2 separate regions of the Homo sapiens genome follow, and region 2 is linked to region 1. The links are chromatin loops, found by intact Hi-C in ENCODE. Cell type or tissue: GM12878. All regions are shown on one strand. Links, peaks and the distances in the headings refer to the core of each region. The heading gives the core; the rest is flanking DNA. Region 1 overlaps ATP8B1 (ATPase phospholipid transporting 8B1). Region 2 has its middle 34 kb from the start of ATP8B1.

Region 1 (9,660 bases), core at 662-8,661:
CTCATCCACCCAGGCATTATCCCAGAGTGATTGTGTTGATGAAATGTTCATCCCAAGACTTTGTTAATCATGATATTATTGTACTGAATTCATCTTTGGCTTCCTTCCACTTACATTTCTACCGGGAATTAAAATCACTATGTGGGAGGATAATTTTTAGTCATTTTTTCCCCCCGATCTTTGTATATTGGAGAGATTGGGAGAGATTGGCCAATTTGGAATATCCAGGTACTGCAGCACCAACCTCCTTCTTGCTGGTATGTAGAGGGTTTGGAGTGATAGCTTCTTTCTAGTGCCTTTGAATTTGGGTGCTAGTGACAAAGTGAGTGGACCTCCTAGCAGCTCTCCTACATGATGGGAATGGTAGGAGGGTGGTAGCAATTGCCAGTCAGAGACAATTAAGCTGCAGTTGGTTTGCACAGGGCAGGACTAGGAGTTTCCCAACAGCGATGGTGGCCTATTCTGAGTCATCCAAATACCTTTTTTTTTTTTTTTCTTTCCCGAGACGGAGTCTCGCTCTGTCTCCCAGGCTGGAGTGCAGTGGCGCAATTTTTGCTCACCGAAAGCTCCGCCTCCCGGGTTCATGCCGTTCTCCTGCCTCAGCCTCCCGAGTAGAGTAGCTGGGACTACAGGCGCCCGCCACCAAGCCCGGCTAATTCTTTTTTTTTTATTTTTAGTAGAGATGGGGTTTCATTGTGTTAGCCAGGATGATCTCCATCTCCTGACCTCGTGATCCGCCCGCCTCAGCCTCCCGAAGTGCTGGGATTACAGGCGTGAGCCACCGTGCCCGGCCCTTCCTGGTTTCTTTGATGACCACTTGCCATGAGTTACCAGATTATCTGTTAGGGATTAAAGGTTCACAAGGTGATTTTTTAAAAATTCTCAATGAATATTTACTTGGTTGCTGCTATTGGAGCTATCACCTTAGATTGAAATTTTGCTTAGGGAAGGTCCCTGGAGTTGTAAATATCTCGCCTAGAGGTTGATAAATTCACTGCAGTAATATGCTACCCTTAGGTTAAAGTTGAGTCTTTAAAGGAAAGCTAGACTTTAAGGACCTAGGGTGGTAGATGAGGACTTCTGTCTTGGAAAACAGAGAAAGAAAGGGAAGCAAGCCATCGTGGGATCTATGGATTTCTTTTTTTTTTTTTTTTTTTTTTTTTTTGAGATGGAATCTCGTTCTGTCGCCCAGGCTGGAGTGCAGTGGCACAATCTCAGCTCATTGCAACCTCCACCTCCCGGGTTCAAGCGATTCTCCTGCCTCAGCCTCCCAAGTAGCTGGGACTACAGGGGCGTGCCACCACGCCCGGATAATTTTTGTATTTTTAGTAGAGATGGGGTTTCACCATGTTGGCCAGGATAGTCTTGATCTCTTGACCTTGTGATCCTCCCGCCTCAACCTCCCAAAGTGCTGGGATTACAGGCGTGAGCTACCATGCCCGGCCTATGGATTTCTTTTAAGTTTTCCAGGAAAATGATTTATACATAGACATAAGACATAAATATTTCTCTACTTGCAAACAGTTGCCTGAGAAGTGACTTCTAGTGATTATAGGAGATATTGCTAAGTGAAAAAAGCTAAGTGCAAAAGAACATATATTTTCTACTTTTGTAAAAGAAAAAAGGAAACATAAGGAAAAATACAACTATCTTTTTTTTTTTTTTTTTTTTTGAGACAGAGTTTTGCTCTTGTTGCCCAGGCTGGAGTGCAATAGCACGATCTTGGCTCACCACAACCTCTGCCTCCCGAGTTCAAGCAATTCTCCTGCCTCAGCCTCCCAAGTAGCTGGGATTACAGGCATGCACCACTGTGCCTGGCTAATTTTGTATTTTTTTTTTTTTAGTAGAGACGGGGTTTCTCCATGTTGGTCAGGCTGGTCTCGAACTCCTGACCTCAGGTGATCCACCCGCCTCAGCCTCCCAAAGTGCTAGGATTACAGGCGTGAGGCACCGCGCCTGGCCTATCTTCTTATCTTTGTAAAACACACAGGACGGATAAACAGAAAACAGTAAAGTCGATTACCAACAAAGGGTGGGTGGGAACAAGGAGAAGGGGATATGTGAGGAGGGTTACTTGTCTAAGACACCCTTTTGCATAGTTTTGGCTTTGGGGAGCCTGTTAATGTCCTACATATTCAAAAATAAATTTAAATCAAGGATGGGGCCAGACTTGGTGGCTCATGCTTATAATCTCAGCACTTCGGGAGACTGAGGTGGGAGGATCGTTTGAGCTGAGGACCAAATGATCCTCCCGCCTAAGACCAGTCTGAGCTACACGGTGAGACCCCCATCCCTATTTTTTTAAGTTATATTTAAATATAAGTATATATATAATAGGGATAGGGGAAATCCTAAAACTGAGAGCAACATGAAATGAAGAAACCCAGTTGTATTTCAAATGAATTCCATAACCACAGTGAAGAGGGGAGAAAAAGAAATAATCCAGGGAGCTACGAACACAGTATTCTATGAGATATGCTCCATCTTGTCTAAAGTTGGGTGGTGAGGGAAACTCGCAAAGAAATTTTAAACTCTTACGATATACTTTATGTAGTGATACTGGCAAAGCAACTCTGAAACAGTTTTAGATGTATTTTAGCATTGAGCAAATGAGTTATTGTTTTGGAGAGCCAGGGTTCTCACTGAGAAAGAAGGAACATATAGAAAGGAAATGGGAGATGGGGGAAAAGAACATTGTGGGAATCAATTGGAATCAGAAGAATAGGTATGAACTGATTTCTGAAATACATGCATGTATAAGTATTCCCATGTACATGCGTGTGTGCATAAGTGTATATGTATGTGTGTGTGTGTATACATTTTTTACTTAGCTCTATCCATCAAAGGACCAGGACCAAGAAGCAAAGTCACCCCGCTAGTAACAAGCACATCAAGTGCCAAGATCTTGGTCTCTATTATCATTTCCCATTCAAAGGAACCAGGGGTACTGGGAGAAATGGCTGATTACAGGCTGGGGCAGGAGAGGTACAACTTGAGCCTGGAACATCTTGTTATTGTCACAAGGTATGGACATGCTGAAAGAATGATGGGAGCCTGTCACAAGGACACAGTGCTAGCTTGAAAGTGCTTTGATTGGCCAAACCAGGGACCATGTGGACACCAAAATAATTATGGACAGTAAGGAATTATATGCCATTGGAGAAAAAATAGGAATTTACACATCCATATTGATTACTAACTAATAAGTGGAAAGTAGGGAGGCTATGCTTACAGCGGCATGCTCAGGCTCACCAATATGCGTGGAGGGGATGGGTGCTGTGAAATCATCCTTTCATGGCCATTGTAGTAGAGACTGGATCAGGGGAGAATCATCCATGAGTGTCACGTTTAGGAGGAAATTGTGATAAGGAACGGGACATTTGCGATGTCTTAAAAGTGTCTCCCCACAAATTACAAGTTCAAAAAATACATACAGTGGAGAAATCAAACAACACGTTGACCACATGACCAAAGTATAAAATCAAAATGCAATCACCGACAAGGGGCAGAGACCTCACGTGCCTCCAGATGTCACATCTGAAAGGACGCAGCATCACCTATGTGATGTTCCAGCAAGAACAGAGACCTTGAATTAAATCACGAGGAAATGACAGAGAAAGCCCAAAAGTGGGAGGTTCAGTTTTAAAAAGAGAGAGAGAGAGAGAGAAGGAATACCATATTCTTTTAATGTCAGTGTTGTAAATGACAAATACAGGTTGTGGAGGCCGGGCACAGTGGCTCACGCCTGTAATCTCACTTTGGGAGGCCAAGGTGGGCAGATCACCTGAGGTCAGGAGTTCGAGACCAGCCTGGCCAACATGGTAAAACCGTGTCTCTACTAAAAATATAAAAATTAGCTGGGCATGGTGGCAGGCGCCTGTAATCCCAGCTACTTGGGAGGCTGAAGCACAAGAATCGCTTGAACCCGGGAGGCGGAGGTTGCAGTAAGCCAAGACCATGCCACTGCACTCCAGCCTGGGTGACAGAGATAAACTCAGTCTCAAATATATATATATATACATACACACACACATATATATGTTGTGTAAATATTTCATATATATATATGTGTGTGTGTATATATGTGTGTGTGTGTGTGTGTGTGTGTGTATATATATATATATATATGTTGTGGAAATGTTTCAGATTAAAGGACATGGCTACCTAAAGTAACACCTGATTCTAGACTGGATCCTGTGCTAGAGGAAAAATAATACTATAACTGACATCATTGGGTCAATGACGAAATCAGACTATTAGATAACTGTGAATGTTAATGTTAAATTGTCTGAAGTTGATAATTCTACTATGGTTATGTAAGAGAATGTGAGAGACTACCCCTGAAGTATTTAGGGGTAAAGGGGGATAATGAACTATATGTAACTTAAGCTCAAATGGTTCAGCAGTGAGCCTGGTGTCTGGGCGCGTGCAAGCCCTCTTCATCTGTCTGTCCCTGGCAGTGCTGCGCCGTTAATTATGTTATGGCTGGGGATTGGATTGAATTGGAATTGCACTGCTGTGACTCTGTAGAGAACAGGAGAGAATATAGGATTCTCTGTTTTCAAGGCCTGGAAACAATTAGAATATTGATCACCTCTAACCGCTTTTTAAACAGTTAAAAGTTAAAAGCTCCCTTTGGGAGTTTGCCTGTGTAAACTTATGTGAAGCCAGGCAGCTGACCAGAGCCTGGGATTCATGGATAATAACTACATCAGTCAGTAAACACACAAATAATCAAGAATTAACTTGATTAAGCGTCAATGTGAAACTGTCAAATCCGCAGGACATTTTATCAAGGCTTTTAATTTTTTTTTTAATTTTTACAAATGGAATGCTTCATGAATTTGTGTGTCATCCTTGTGCAAAGGCCATGCTAATCTTCTCTATATCATTCCAATTTTAGTATATGTGCTGCCGAAGCAAGCACATGTCCAGGATTTTTTTTTTTTATCTTGGTAGAGAAAAAATTAAGAGATTCAGTGTCTGTTATAATCTTTCCCTTCCCAAATGTTGATGTTATTATATAATGCATGAATTTTGCCATTTATGTAGGATGCTAGCATTAGAACCATTTAATAAGGCAAATCTGATGGGAGTGTAACATGAATATATGAATACTTTCAGCCCCGGGTTCTCCAATGCACAATTACACATTGTTGGTAAACAACCTGAGACTATTTTAGGCTGGCTGGTGTAATGTGTCTCTTATTGGCAAGATATACACTGGATATTGTGGCAGAGGTGTCAGATGTAAAGACAATTTCTATTTCTTAAAAAAACAAACACCATAAACAAAACCACTTTATCATTCTGAAAAATTCCACATTTACTCACTATGCAAAGATACCAACTCTAAGTTGCCTTGTTCATATTATATTCTAAATTCCAGAGTTTGGGGTTTGTGACATCTTTCAGGAGATCTGAAAAAGGCAGTAATGGATACACCCCAGGCTGCTTTGCTCTGAGCAGCTGGTAGAGTAAAATATTTAATATCTCTCTCACTACTAGGGTGACATTTTCCTGTGGCCTGAGACAGTAGGTTACGAGTTAGGTATTTCCCTTGCTATTAATGATTCAACACACGAAAGTAAATTTGAGCCCCGGCGTGGGCTGTAGTAACTTCTCAGCTGTCCCTGAAGTGTCAATTTGGTGATGTGTTTCTTCTCCTAGTATTTAATTATCTCACATAAGAAAAACAACAGCTAATATTTACTGAGCCTTCCTTTGGGTCAAGCCCTATTCCAGAGCTTTCCATATATTGAATCATTTTATCCTCACAGCAGCTGTAAAAGGCAGCTGCTATTGTTTTTACTCATTTTACAGATGATAAACTGAGGAACAGCAATATTACTTCATAATATATATATATATATATTTTTTTGTTAGACAGAGTCTCACTCTGTCACCCAAGCTGGAGTGCAGTGGTGTGATCTTGGCATACTGCAACCTCCGCCTCCCAGGTTCAAGCAATTCTCCTGCCTCAGCCTCCTGAGTAGCTGGGATTACAGGCATGTGCCACCATGCCTGGCTAAGTTTTGTATTTTTAGTAGAGACGGGGTTTTACCACGTTGACCAGACTGGTCTCGAACTCTTGACTTCAAATGATCCACCTGCCTCAGGCTCCCAAAGTGCTAGGATTACAGGCATGAGCCCCTGTGCCAGGCTGAAACTGATTCTTAAAAGAAAAAAATTGTAATGCACAAAAAGAACAAGTAAATGCTAAATATTCCTGTTTAACCAAAGAAGAAATATGCCTCCTCAAGTCCAATGCAAATGGAGTGGCCCTGACTCATAAAACATTATAGTTTTCTATAACATTTTCACTTTATTAAATATTCAGATGTATCTTTTTTTTTTTCTTTTCTTTCTTTCTTTTTTTTTTTTTTTTTGAGACAGAGTCTTGTTCTGTCTGTAGCCCAGGGTGGTATGTAGTGGCATGATCTCAGCTCACTGCAACCTCCGCCTCCCAGGTTCAAGCAATTCTCCTGCCTCAGCCTCCCAAGTAGCTGGGACTACAGAAGTGCACCACCAAGCCCAGCTAATTTTTGTATTTTTAGTAGAGATGGGGTTTCACCATGTTGACCAGGCTGGTCATGAACTCCTGACCTTAGGTGATCTGCCCGCCTCAGCCTCCCAAAGCGCTGGGATTACAGGCGTGAGCCACTGTGCCCGGCCTGTATTTCATTTTTTAAAATAATCTCCTCTTAACTGTCTATGAAAAGATTATTTAATATCTGAGTTTTCAAGATGGAGCCAATGGCTGCATAAAGCATGTGTTCCCTTCAGAGCCTGTGTTGGTGATTAGTACACATGTGCTTTACACAGTGGTGACCTCATGTTAATACATTGGTTTATGTGAAGGAGAGTTTTTGTTGTGTTGTTGTTGCCTTGTTTTAATTTAGAAAGATTTCAAACACATGTAGAAATAGTAAAATGAACCCCCTTGTTCATGGCCAAGGCCAATGTTGTTTTTATCTATAGATCTGTCCACTTCCTCTCTTTCCATATTATTTCCAAGTAAGCTCAGCCAATGCATCTTTTCATTCAACCTGGTTTTGAAATGTGGTTTGTTTCACTTGTTCATACCATGATCAAGGTGGTTTGCTGAGTATACTTTGAGGAAAGCAAAAATCTGTATCCAAGTAGTTATATTACTGGTTCTCTCTTCCCTTGTTGACACAAGAGAGATCTTTTTTTTCTTTAATCGGGGTTTTTTAAGCACTCTACTCTCTTATCTTGAAGTTATTGTCATCTAGAAAATATAGAATGTCTTAAATAATTACAGTTCTGTGGAACCTTACCCTGGGGGCCGGAGACAGTGTGATTGAGGAGAAAGGATGCAGGATTTGGATTCAAATGCTAAGATCTGGTTCTGGTTCCTCTACATCTTGTCATTTCTGAGAACCTGGATACAGCCTTGAACTCTGAGCTTGATTCTACATTTGGTAGTTCTTTATGAAAGTTCTACTGTGTGTTACATGCTGTTCTGGGCAATGGAGCTATTGCAGAGAATAAAATGAAAATAATCTACTTTTCAATGATGTTTTAGAGATAAGTATGTTAATGGTATCTGAAAAGCTTTTGCAAGCTGTGAAGTGCAATTATAAAAGTTTTTATTGTTTTCCTACTCTGTTTTTCACTTGAAAACTTCAGTTCCCTGATGTTTCAGGTTTACGATGGTTAATAATAAACTAAACTAAGCTTTATCGAAGGGGGAAATATAAGAATTATATCTGTGTGTGTTACTGAATTTCTGATGAAATGAATCACTGGAATGCCTCACTCAGTGGATATCTGGGGCCACATACTGTGCATGCTACTAAGGGCTTTACATGGGATCAAGATTAAGCTTCACAAGGACCCTGTAAGGTAACCATTATCTTCATGTTATAAATGGAGAAGTAGGAGCTTACTAAGAATATTTTTCCCAAGCTTCTGCAGGTAGCAGGCCTTAGAGCTGGGATTTCATCCCCTATCTGTCTAACCTCAGACAGGAGCCCTTAACCATTTCTTGATTCTGCCCCACTTGAGAAATAAGAGGAATAGGCCATGATCTTGCACCTTTAGATTATCATTTATTATTATTATTATTATCATTATTATTATTATTATTTGAGACAGGGTCTCACTCTATTGCCCAGGCTGGAGTGCCGTGGTGCAGTCATGGCTCACTGCAACCTCTGCTTCCTGGGCTCAAACGATCCTCCCACCTCAGCCTCTCAAGTAGCTGGGACCACAGGCACGCACCATAATTCCCAGCTAATTTTTGTATTTTTTTGTAGAGATAGGGTTTCGCCATGTTGCCCAGGCTGGTCTTGAACTCCTGAGCTCAAGCAATCTGCCCACCTCGGCCCTCCAAAGTGCTGGGATTATAGGCATGAGCCACCATGCCTTGCCTGCACCTTTGGATTTTTACTCTGTTAGAAACAAAAACAACCACAATACAAGCCATAATGCAAAGAATGGTTCAGGCAGTAAGTTGTTAAAGTACAAATGATAAAGACATTACATCGGGATTTGAGGACCTGGAAAAGGAATGAAGCTGCCTAGCTGCCCTTGTGAGTGTACTTGTGAGGGAGCAGAAGGTGGCTGGAGCTAGGGTGGGGCCTGCAATGGGCACAGTCAGAGCAGATAGAGCCTCTCCAAGTTCTAACGCATATGTGAAAATCTAGTAATTTCTATAATGAAGCACAACAGAAATGTCTATCAACAGATTTTGAAGATAATCTGGAAGCCTTGTAGATCCCCATTTGACCTATGGAAGCTGTTTCTTGAGAGTCATTGATTCTGATTTCAGAGTATGGTGAGTGTAATTGTATTTTGTGTTTGGTCCAGACAGCAAAATAAATTCCCTTTTTTTTTTTTTCAAGACAGCATCTTGGCTTACTGCAACCTCTGCCTCTCAGGATCAAGTGATACTCCTCCCTCAGCTGCCCAAGTAACTGGGACTACAGCTACACCACCATGCCCTGCTAAATTTAGTATATATATATATATTTTGTACAGCTGTGGTTTCACCATACTGCCCAGCCTGGTCTCCTGAGCTCATGTGATCCTCCTGCCTCAGCCTCCCAAAGTACTGGGTTACAGGTGTGAGCCACAAGCCTAGCCCAACATTCCTTATTGATAGCCTAAATTACTAATGTTTAAGCCATAACAAGCATTGATAAGATTTATTTTCTTATTCTATTTTATTTTTTGAGATAGTCTTGCTCTGTTACCCAGGCTGGGGTCCAGTGGCACAGTCTCTCCTCACTGCAACCTCTGCCTCCTGGGCTCAAGCAATTCTTGTGCCTCGGAATCCCAAGTGGCTGGGATTATAGCAGGTGTGCGCCACCACGCCCGGCTAATTTTCTGTATTTTTACTAGAGACAGAGTTTCACCATGTTGGCCAGGCTGGTCTCGAAGTCCTGGTCTCAAGCGATCCACCCGCCTTGGCCTCCCAAAGTGTTCAGATTACAGGCATGAGCCACCGTGCCCAGCCAAACATTGATAATATTTAAATACTCATGTGACACATGCAAACATGCACAAAGTTAGCTGTCATGGTTAGTGCAACATTGTTTTCTGTACCTGAGGTTTAAGCTTTGGAAAACTAAGACACAAATTCACTGTAGACACGTCTGTTAAGATGAAGGAGGAAAAGAGTAGGTTGGACTC
Region 2 (9,660 bases), core at 1,161-9,160, 82 kb before region 1:
CACATACACTTCTGTCTCCTGATTTTTGCTTAGTGTTAAAAACATTTATCCAGACTAATGTGTAAGTTTTGAAAGCATGATGTCAATGATTATATAATGTTTCACTAAGAGAATGCTCTAATTTTCTCATGATTATTTATCAGTGTCGTCCTGGGTTCATGTTTATTTAATTAACATGTATATCAACTGGTGCAGTCCTGGCACATTTTGTGACTGTCTGCTCACACTGGAGAGGCAGTTAAGAGCCTAGAGCTCAGGAGAGGTTGCCTGGCTTCCCACCTTACCCCACTTCTTACTAGCTGTATGACCTTGGGCTAATTACTTATTCTCTCTCTGCCTCAAGTTTCCTCACCTATAAAATATGAAAGAAAAGCCTACTTTATAGGGTTGTCTTGAAATAAATTAATGTCTGTACAGGACTGGCTCGTGGTAAGCCAGTGAATAAAATTGGTGAATAAAATTTATTCAGAGCATCTATTATGTGCTGGGTTCTTGAAAATACACTTAGTTCTTGAAAAAACTTTACCCTCCCAAGAAAGCCAACGTGTTAAAAAAAATGCATGCAAAAAGTCATAACAGAAGTAAAACCTTATGGTAAATTGGGGTTGGAATAGATTGTGTAGGTGGTGGACTGGGTTTCCGTTTCCCTCCATTAGACTGTGGCTGCAGTGGATGTCAATTGTTACAAAGTTTTCAAAATATATCATACATGCCTAAAAGTAGAATGACTCATTAAAAGGTGTGAACATTTTTAAAGGCTGTGGACATAATATATTGTCAACATGCTTTCCAAAAAGTAGTAGCAATTCACACTTTCTCCAGCAATACAGAGGGTTCTCTGCATCTTTGGTGGCATTGGAAATGCATTCTATAACCTGTAAGTTAAAAATACTTCCTTATTTTAATTTGTGCTGAATTACTTTTGATGATAGATACAGGTAGGTAGGTAAGTAGGTAGACAAATTCTAAACTTTATTATTTTTGTTTGGTTGGCTGGTTTGGTTTCGTTGTTGTTGTTGTTTTGTTGAGACGCTGTTGAGACAGGGTCATGCTCTGTCACCCAGGCTGGAGTGCAATGGCACGATCATAGCTCACTGTACCCTCTACCTCCTGGGCTCAAGGGATCCTCCCAGCAGAGCTTCCCAAATAGCTGGGACTACAGATGCCTACACTTAAAAAGATCAAAATTTTCCACAACTGAGTGCAGTCAAAAGGATGTGCTACAGAGTCAGAAAACAAGCCTAAAAGACACGTTTAACAGGGCTGTGAAGCACAACAGCATTGCTGGAATAACGGTGCTTAGGAACAACATTTATTCAGATAAATAATTTCTCTTGTTTATGTTCTACAAGGAAAGAAACACATATTTCACTAGATTAGTATAAGTTCTAAATAAGATAACATATGTAACAACTAGTACATAATAGGAGATCAAAATGGTATCGTTTGCTTTGAGAAAGTTATATATATATTATATACATAATATTTTATATATATAATCTTTATATATATATATATAAATTTTTTTTGAGATGGAGTCTCACTCTGTCACCCAGGCTGAAGTTTAGTGGTGCGATCTCAGCTCACTGCAACCTTCGCCTCCTGGGTTCAAGAGATTCTCGTGCCTCAGCCTCCCAAGTAGTTGGGATTATAGGCATGCACCACCACGCCTGGCTAATTTTTGTATTTTTAGTAGAGACGGGGTTTCACCCATGTTGGTCAGGCTGATCTCCAACTCCTGAGCTCAAATGAACCAGCTGCCTCAGTCCACCAAACTGTTGAGATTATAGGCGTGAGCCACTGCACCTGGCCCAATTTTTTTTTTTTTTTTTTGAGACAGTCTTGCTCTGTTGCCCAGGCTGGAGTGAAGTGGCATGATCTCCCGGGTTCAAGTAATTCTCGTGCCTCAGCCTCCCGAGTAGCTGGGATTACAGGCATGCACCACCATGCCAGGCTAATTTTTGTATTTTTTGTAGAGACAGGGTTTCGCCATGTTGGCCAGGCTGGTGTTGAAGTCCTGACCTCAAGTGATCCGCCTGTCTCAGCCTCCCAAAGTGCTGGGATTAGAGGCATGAGCCACCGCACCTGGCCGAAAAAGTTATATTATTTTAAAGCCATGCCTCAAGCATAGCAGATGCATTAGCAAATCTGGAAAGTATACCAAAGGTCAAGTTCAGGAAGTGACAGTTGTGAAAAATATTCATAACCCTCCAGCCACCCAAAGAGAGCAAGCTTACTCTGACCATGCAGATTCACAGAATCTATATGTGCTCTGACAAGATTTGCCATGAGATGCTTACATAAGTAGCCATAGTGATCAAACCAGGCAATCCGGGTACTGTCCACATGTCATAGTTACACATCATTAGCAAAAAATGGAGAAAATCAGAGAACAGTCCACGGCTATCATACCAGAAGTGCTATAACACCATATTCAGCAACAGAACACAGGGAACCGAATGGTGAGACACATTTACAAGTAGATACACTGACAAAAGCAAGTTAAGATTATGTATAAAATATTAGTTCCATGCATGTCTATATCCTGAGGTAATTTTAAATTTAAACATTGTTTTATGTCCAACTATAATTTTTTTCTTTTTAAATGGTTTTATTTTATGTGCAAATAATGAGCAGATGTTGTATCCATAAATTCTACTTTCCAAAAACAGGAGCTTTTTAACAGAAAACCACATAATAACTTTTAAAAGGCACTAGGATTCCTCTGCTTCTAGATCATTGCTAGGCTAGAAAAATAAAGTTTTTTCTACCAGGAATCAGAAGTTAGAACTGAGTATTCTCCAAAGTGGAAATTCTAGAGTGTAGTGTCACTCCAGGCAAAGATTATTCAGTTCTCATCCCAAACATCCACAACTACCTATCAGAAAGGTTAAACCAAGTTGAAACAGTCCAGCATAATTAGGCTTCATCAAACAATGTCATTATGCTCTTCTAAGATGCAAATAAACCAAAACAGGAAATACTAAAATCAAAATATTTGACACCGTCATACAAATTGTTAGTTCCTTGTTGTCTCCCCCCTTCTATAACATTAATAAAGTGAATATTTTACTGCAAAGAATATTTTATTTTATACATCACTAGCCATGATTTTTTGCCATTAGTGATTATACAAATGCTGTCTAGTCCATTATCCAGATGACATAACCATTTTACGTCCACAATTCACTTCTACAGTTATAAGTAGAATTTTCGTGATTTACATAAGTACACATATCAGTGAAGATTTAATACTGAGATGCAATCTAACATCCGTAATATCTTGTGTTTTGTAGATGGCAGTGTAGGAGAGATATATTTTAATCACTTTTCATTTAAATGAACTTATGTAAAAAATAAACTAATAATTTAGCAGTTCCAAGTCTCCAAAGGGCATTTTCAAATGTCCATAAAATAAATGGTTACAGAAATGTTTAAGAAGCATCTTCATGTCCACATCCTGTTGTAACTGCTGTACCATTTTCTCTTCCAACTCCTTCCCTTTGCCTGCAAGACGGGCTTGGGTAAGATGGATGCTTTGCTTGACTTCTTTGATATCCTGAACTTTCTGTAGCTCTTTATTTTTCTTCAATCTGTTCATTATAAATTTAGCTTGGTGTTTCTGTTTGATCTCTTCAACTCTCTTCATTGCATCAATAGTTTTATTCCATAGCTCTCGCTGGTATTTGATAAGTTCATTTCTATGTTTGTCAAATTCAAATGAATTATCTACTGTAAGCTCTTTACCAGCTGCTTTCTGGAATGGTTTGGTCCGCCTAACTTTGCGAGGATTGCACTTCTTTTTAAAGTGTTTATGACATTTAGATTTACAAAATCCGAACACTTTGCAATCGTTGTGGATGAACAACATGTCATAGCCAGGGTAGATGGGCCCCGAACAGAAATAACACTTCTCGATGCGCATGTTGAACCCGTGTGGTTCCCCACTGACCACACGCTAAGCTTGAGAGCCCAACTACAATTTCTTTTTTGACTTTTCATTTTGAAATAATGATAGAGTCACCAGAAGGTTCAAAGAAAGTGTACAGGGAGGCCCAGTGTACCCTATACCTAGCCTCCTTCAGTGGTGGTAACATCTTGAATAATTACAGTACAAAATCAAAATCAGGAAATTGACATTGAAATGCTCCACAGAGCTGATTCAGATTTCATTGTTTTTATAAGCACACACGTGTGTACTTCTATACAATCTTATTACGAGTGTAGCTTCCTGTAACCACCAACACAATCGAGATACACAACTGTGCCATCACTACAAGGCTGCCTCATGCTGTAACTGCCCAGCGGGTTCACCCTGCTCACTGCCTAGACAGAGCTGTTTTATCAAGATAGGGGAATTTCTACAGAGAAAGAGTCATTCATGCAGAGCTGTCTGTGTGGGAGACCAGAGTTTCATTATTACTCAAATCAGTCTCCCTGAGCATTCGGGGATCAGAATTTTTTTTTTTCTTTTGAGACGGAGTCTCGCTCTGTCGCCTAGGCTGGAGTGCAGTGGCGCAATCTCGGCTCACTGCAAGCTCCGCCTCCCGGGTTCATGCCATTCTCCTGCCTCAGCCTCCCAAGTAGCTGGGACTATAGGCGCCTGCCACTGCGCCCGGCTGATTTTTTGTATTTTTAGTAGAGAGGGGGTTTCACCGTGTTAGCCAGGATGGTCTCGATCTCCTGACCTCGTGATCTGCCCACCTCGGCCTCCCAAAGTGCTGGGATTACAGGCTTGAGCCACTGTGCCTGGCCTATTTTTTTTTTTTTTTTTTTTGAGACAGAGTCTTGCTCTGCCGCCCAGGCTGAAGTGCAGTGACGCGATCTTTGCCCCCTGCAACCTCCGCCTCCGAGGTTCAAGCCATTCTCCTGCCTCAGCCTCCTGAATGGCTGGGATTATTGGCGCCTGCCATCACTCCCAGCTAATTTTTGTATTTTTTAGTAGTGACGGGGTTTTGACATGTTGGCCAGCCTGGTCTCAAACCCCTGACCTCAGGTGATCTGCCCGCCTTGGCCTCCCAAGGTGTTAGGATTACAGATGTGAGCCACTGTGCCTGGCCAAGTGTTTAGCTTTTTAAGAAACTGATATTTTCCAGAGTGGCTATGCTATTTACATTACTATAAATGTAGGGAAATAGATAATTTTCTCTCAATCTTTCATAATTCTTAGTTGGGATGGGCCACTGTAACAAAAAACAGATTAAAAAGAGACAAATAAACAGAAGATTATTAACATGTATACCTCGTGTAGTATACAGGGAGATACCCAGAGAAATTGGTAAATTTCAAAGAGGTGGCTTTGAACTCACACTTAAATGCCATGTCTGCTGAAACAAAAAGAAGGGTGTAGGGAAAGTTGATTATGCTCAGGAAAAACTGGCAAATAAGAGTAAGATTTGTTATGGAGATTTAAGTCAGTGCCTTCTCCATCAATAAAGGATAACTGTCTCCAGTGACTTAGAGTCATCCTGTCCTCCTGGGGTAATGTGGATGATAAGGTAACTTCCACTCTGTTTTCAGAGCTTCTCCTGTGGTTGCAGTTTCCCAAAATAATCAGCTCAAAATAGAGAGGGGAGAGGAGAGAAAGAGAAGGAGAGTTATCATAAGGAATTGGCTTATGTGATTGTGGAGGCCGAGAAGTCCCACCATCTGCCATCTGCAAGCTGGCAGCTGGGGAAAGCCAGGGGTATCATTCAATCTGAGTCCAAAGGCCTGAGAACCAGGGGAGCTGATGATGTAAACTGCAGTCTGAGGGAAGGAGAGAGTGATATTCCAGCTCAAGTCATCTGGCAGAAAAGAAGGACCAAATTCAGGGCTGGGCGAGGTGGCTCACGCCTGTAATCCCAGCACTTTAGGGGGCCGAGGCAAGTGGATCACTTGAGCTCAGGAGTTTGAGACCAGCCTGGCCAATATGGTGAAACCCCATCTCTACTAAAAATACAAAAATTAGCTGGGCATGGTGGCATGTGCCTGTAATCCCAGCTATTTGGGAGGCTGAGGCGGGAGAATCGCTTGAACCTGGGAGGCAGAGGTTGCAGTGAGTTAAGATCGCACCACTGCACTCCAGCCCGGGTGACAGAGTGAGACTCTGTCTCCAAAAAAAAAAGGCCAAATTCTCCCTTCCTCTGCCTTAAAGCCCTCAACAGCCCATTGAGGAGGGTGATCCACTCATAGACAGAATTGGAAATGACGTTTTGCCAAGTATCTGGGAACCCCATGACCCAGTCAAGATGAAACATAAAATTAACCATCACAAATGCTAATGATCAGATATAAAACGGGAAGTGGGGTAGGGAGTACTTAGAGGTGGGGGGCAACAGTTGTCACTGCAAACAGGATGGTCAGGGAACCTGGCCTGAGACAGTAACATGTAGATCTGAAGGAGAGAGTAGGGGGCTTGAGAAGGGAAGTAACTCACCCATGACCCTCACCCTTATCCACTAACTCCTAACTCTGTGTTCTCTCCCTGATGATAGCTGGTTGTTTTATTTTCATAAAGTCGTGAGATGTTAGAGATGGAAGTGACCACTGGGGATGGCCATAAGTTTCACTGAAGATCCTAAGTCTATTAAACAAAAAATTGAATTTTTGTGGCAACTCACATTGATAGTGGTGGCTTTCTGGAGCATGGCATAGAGCAAGATCCAGAGGTTAGGTCTGGGTTCAGAGCAAAAAGTGACATTTTCCCCAAGTTCAGCAGGAGGATGGTCACATTAGACAGTCGGTGGCCCATTCCTCTTCTAGAGTGACCCTCCCATTACACGATGAGGACATAGGCAGCTGGAGTGTAACAGACAGGAAGTGGCTGGATTTTCAAAATGGTCTTTAGCATGAACACTTTTATGCCTTCACTGTCTCCATTATTGACTAAAGGAAAGTAAAAGAAATGGAGGAGGCCGGGCGCGGTGGCTCACACCTGTAATCCCAGCACTTTGGGAGGCCAAGGTGGGTGGGTCACCTGATGTCAAGAGTTCGAGACCAGCCTGGCCAACATGGTGAAACCTTATCTCTACTAAAAATACAAAAAATTAGCTGGGCCTGGTGGCAAGCGCCTGTAATCCCAGCTACTTGAGAGGCTGAGGCAGGAGAATAGCTTGAACCCAGGAGGCAGACGTTGCAGAGAGCCGAGATTGAGCCATTGCACTCCAGCCTAGGCGACAGAGTGAGACTCCGTCTCAAAAAAAAAAAAAAAAAAAAAAAAAGAAAAAGAAAAAAGAAAAAGAAATGGAGGACTCCACTCTTGGTTACAATGAAAAGAGTCCCCGCCTCCCAAACTTGCAGTTTCTCTCAGGCAACCATTTTATTCCAGGGCTTGGCCAGGTCTCCAGAAATGTTATTTTTCTCTTCTTCTTTGTGGATTCAGCCCAGGGAGGAAAGGTATAATTGCAACCCCACACCCACAAAGATGCTCCTTGGACTTGGATAAAAGAGCACAAGACACCGTTTTTATCACTTAACCCGGTAAAAGAAGATACCTACACAGATCACCAGGACCACACAGTAGGAACAGAGGCCCCCCTTCCCTTGTGCTGCCCAAGTTCCTAGAGGGATCTGAATGAAGCAACTGTTTAACTAATGCAACCATGTTTAAAGTTCCCAAGGGATCCACACTCTTTAAATGATGCATAAATTGAGTCATTTTGTAAAATACAGTACCTTGATTTATTTGCTTAGTAGCTTTTAGTTTGTCTACTAGGTTTCTCTAAAGAAGAATACAAATGTATTTAGGCATAAATTGTTTTCAATCATTTTCTTGGTGTCTACATTACCCTCCATGTAATATATTAGGGGTTCCTAAGCCACAAATGGTATGATTGAAGGTATAAAAACTTGAAGCTCATTGCAACCTTAAACTCCTGGGCTCAAGCAATCCTCCTGCCTCAGCCTCCCAAGCAGCTGGGACTACAGGTGGGTGTCACCATGCCCAGCTAATTTTTAAAATTTTTTGTAGGAGGCCTTGCTATGTTGCTCAGGCTGGTCTTGAACTCCTGGCCTCAAGTGATCCTCCCACCTTGACCTCCCAAAGTGCTGGGATTACAGGCATGAGCCACCGTGCCCAGCCCCCATCTCTTTTTAATACACTAGAATTATGAAATGACAGCAGAAAGAATTCACCTTCTAGTTAGCAGTTGGATCAAACAAGTAAAATAATTTGAAGATGAGCAAAAGGAACCTTGTTATTTTTGACTTAAATGTTCTTGAGAACAAAAATGATGATGCCAGGCTTCAGAAGATGGCCCCTTAAGGGTTTAATGGTTGAAAATCATCCTCACTTTCCTACCCCTTTCAACACACACACACACACACACACACACACACACGCACGCAGTGTTGGGCTCAGTGACACCACATAACAATAGCAACAGGCTTAAGGACAGTGCAAGCACAGGTGCATCAGGCTACTGTCGGGAGAAGGGAAACTAGAATATGCACCGAGAATAAAAAATGGCTTGGGTGAGTCATCAAACAACCCTGTCAAAAAGCAGGATGTCTGATTTCACAGCCTCCATTGCTCCCTCCAACACCACATGGAACATGAACTCCAAACTGATAAAGTCTCAGGCAGGTCAATCACCTTCTACTCAGCCCCAGTGTGAAAGAGGAGGGACTCATATGGAAAAGCCTGCTCTAAACACAGGCTTATCTGTGTTGCAAGATGATGAAACATTACAGACTTAGGGAATTCATTCTCAGGTGAGAATTCAGTAACTGGCACTGGGGGTTGTAAAATATACTGGCCATGAGTCCCTTAGGTAGTCGAAGGATAAGACGACCAAAGTCTAACCTGAGCCGATGTTACTGACGTGAGTGTCAGTACATGCATCTGAATCTTACTCTGTCAATTTTCAAGAAAGGAAATGAAAGTAAAAGCATTTGTCACTTGAGGAATTTCTCTGTATGCATGATTATCATTTGTTGCATTTCTCACATATTTAAAGTTGCTTTTGAGCCAAGCTATGAAGTGAGTAAAACTTGACTTTTGTTTCTTGATTCCTTATTTTCTCGCCTCATATTTTTTTTTCTTTTGACAGTTAAATTAGTTAGGATACTAGTTTCACTCCTACTACAGAGAGAGTGGCCCCAAATAATACTGATTTAAGTGAGATGAAGGTTTATTTCTCTGACACAAAAAAGTCCAAGCTAGTATGCCGCTACCAGTCATACCAGGAATAGTTTTAGGGACTCAAATGCTTACCTAGTTACTTTGCAATCTGCAACATATGCTTTTTTCATCTTCTCTTGGTGCAACATGGCTGCTCCTGATCCTGCCAATTCATCTGTATTCCCTCCTGCAGAAAGAAAAGAACGGGCACGGGGCATGACTTGAAAGTTGCATGTATCACTTCTGCTCAAGCTCCATTGGCCAGAATGTAGTCCTACACCCACACCAAACTGCAAGGGAGAGATATTTTAAAGCACAGAGTGGTGATTTGGGTTCAGAATGAAGACCCTGAGTGATTTGGAAAAGGCTACATCTGTTCACTATGTGATAAGTTGGTGATTAATTCAAGGCTATACTGAGGAGGAGAGCCAGGAGGCCTGAGTGCACCAAAAAGATGCTGACAGATTCAGTGGTGATAGGAAGTGACCTAGGGCCTGGAGAGAAACTAGGGGACTCCCAGGAAAGCTGGCTTGTGGTGATATAGGAGGTAAAAAGGA

What was found. A loop is a pair of places that touch in the nucleus more often than their neighbours do. Peaks named below come from ENCODE experiments on the same cell type or tissue, not always from the same donor. Only the 100,000 strongest peaks of a DNase experiment are listed, where the experiment ranks them.
Region 2: it touches region 1 in a loop (4-fold over the local background); 2 of 110 quality-filtered maps call a loop at or near these places.

What each region holds. Positions count from the first base shown.
Region 1 is chr18:57,750,661-57,760,320 of GRCh38, reverse strand. All of the region lies in intron 1 of ATP8B1 (ATPase phospholipid transporting 8B1), which reads left to right. It also overlaps the pseudogene RNU6-742P. Among named protein-coding and RNA genes, the nearest start is that of ATP8B1, 48 kb to the left of the region's middle. In GM12878, for the core only: no CTCF peak of the experiment used is centred there; a DNase peak (open chromatin) is centred at 5,560.
Region 2 is chr18:57,832,741-57,842,400 of GRCh38, reverse strand. It overlaps the pseudogene RSL24D1P11. Among named protein-coding and RNA genes, the nearest start is that of ATP8B1, 34 kb to the right of the region's middle. RefSeq lists enhancers at 8,533-8,582, 8,623-8,712, 8,753-8,952 and a silencer at 9,330-9,624. In GM12878, for the core only: no CTCF peak of the experiment used is centred there; DNase peaks (open chromatin) are centred at 3,990, 4,330, 8,420 and 8,820; H3K4me3 peaks cover 1,437 bases; H3K27ac peaks cover 2,582 bases.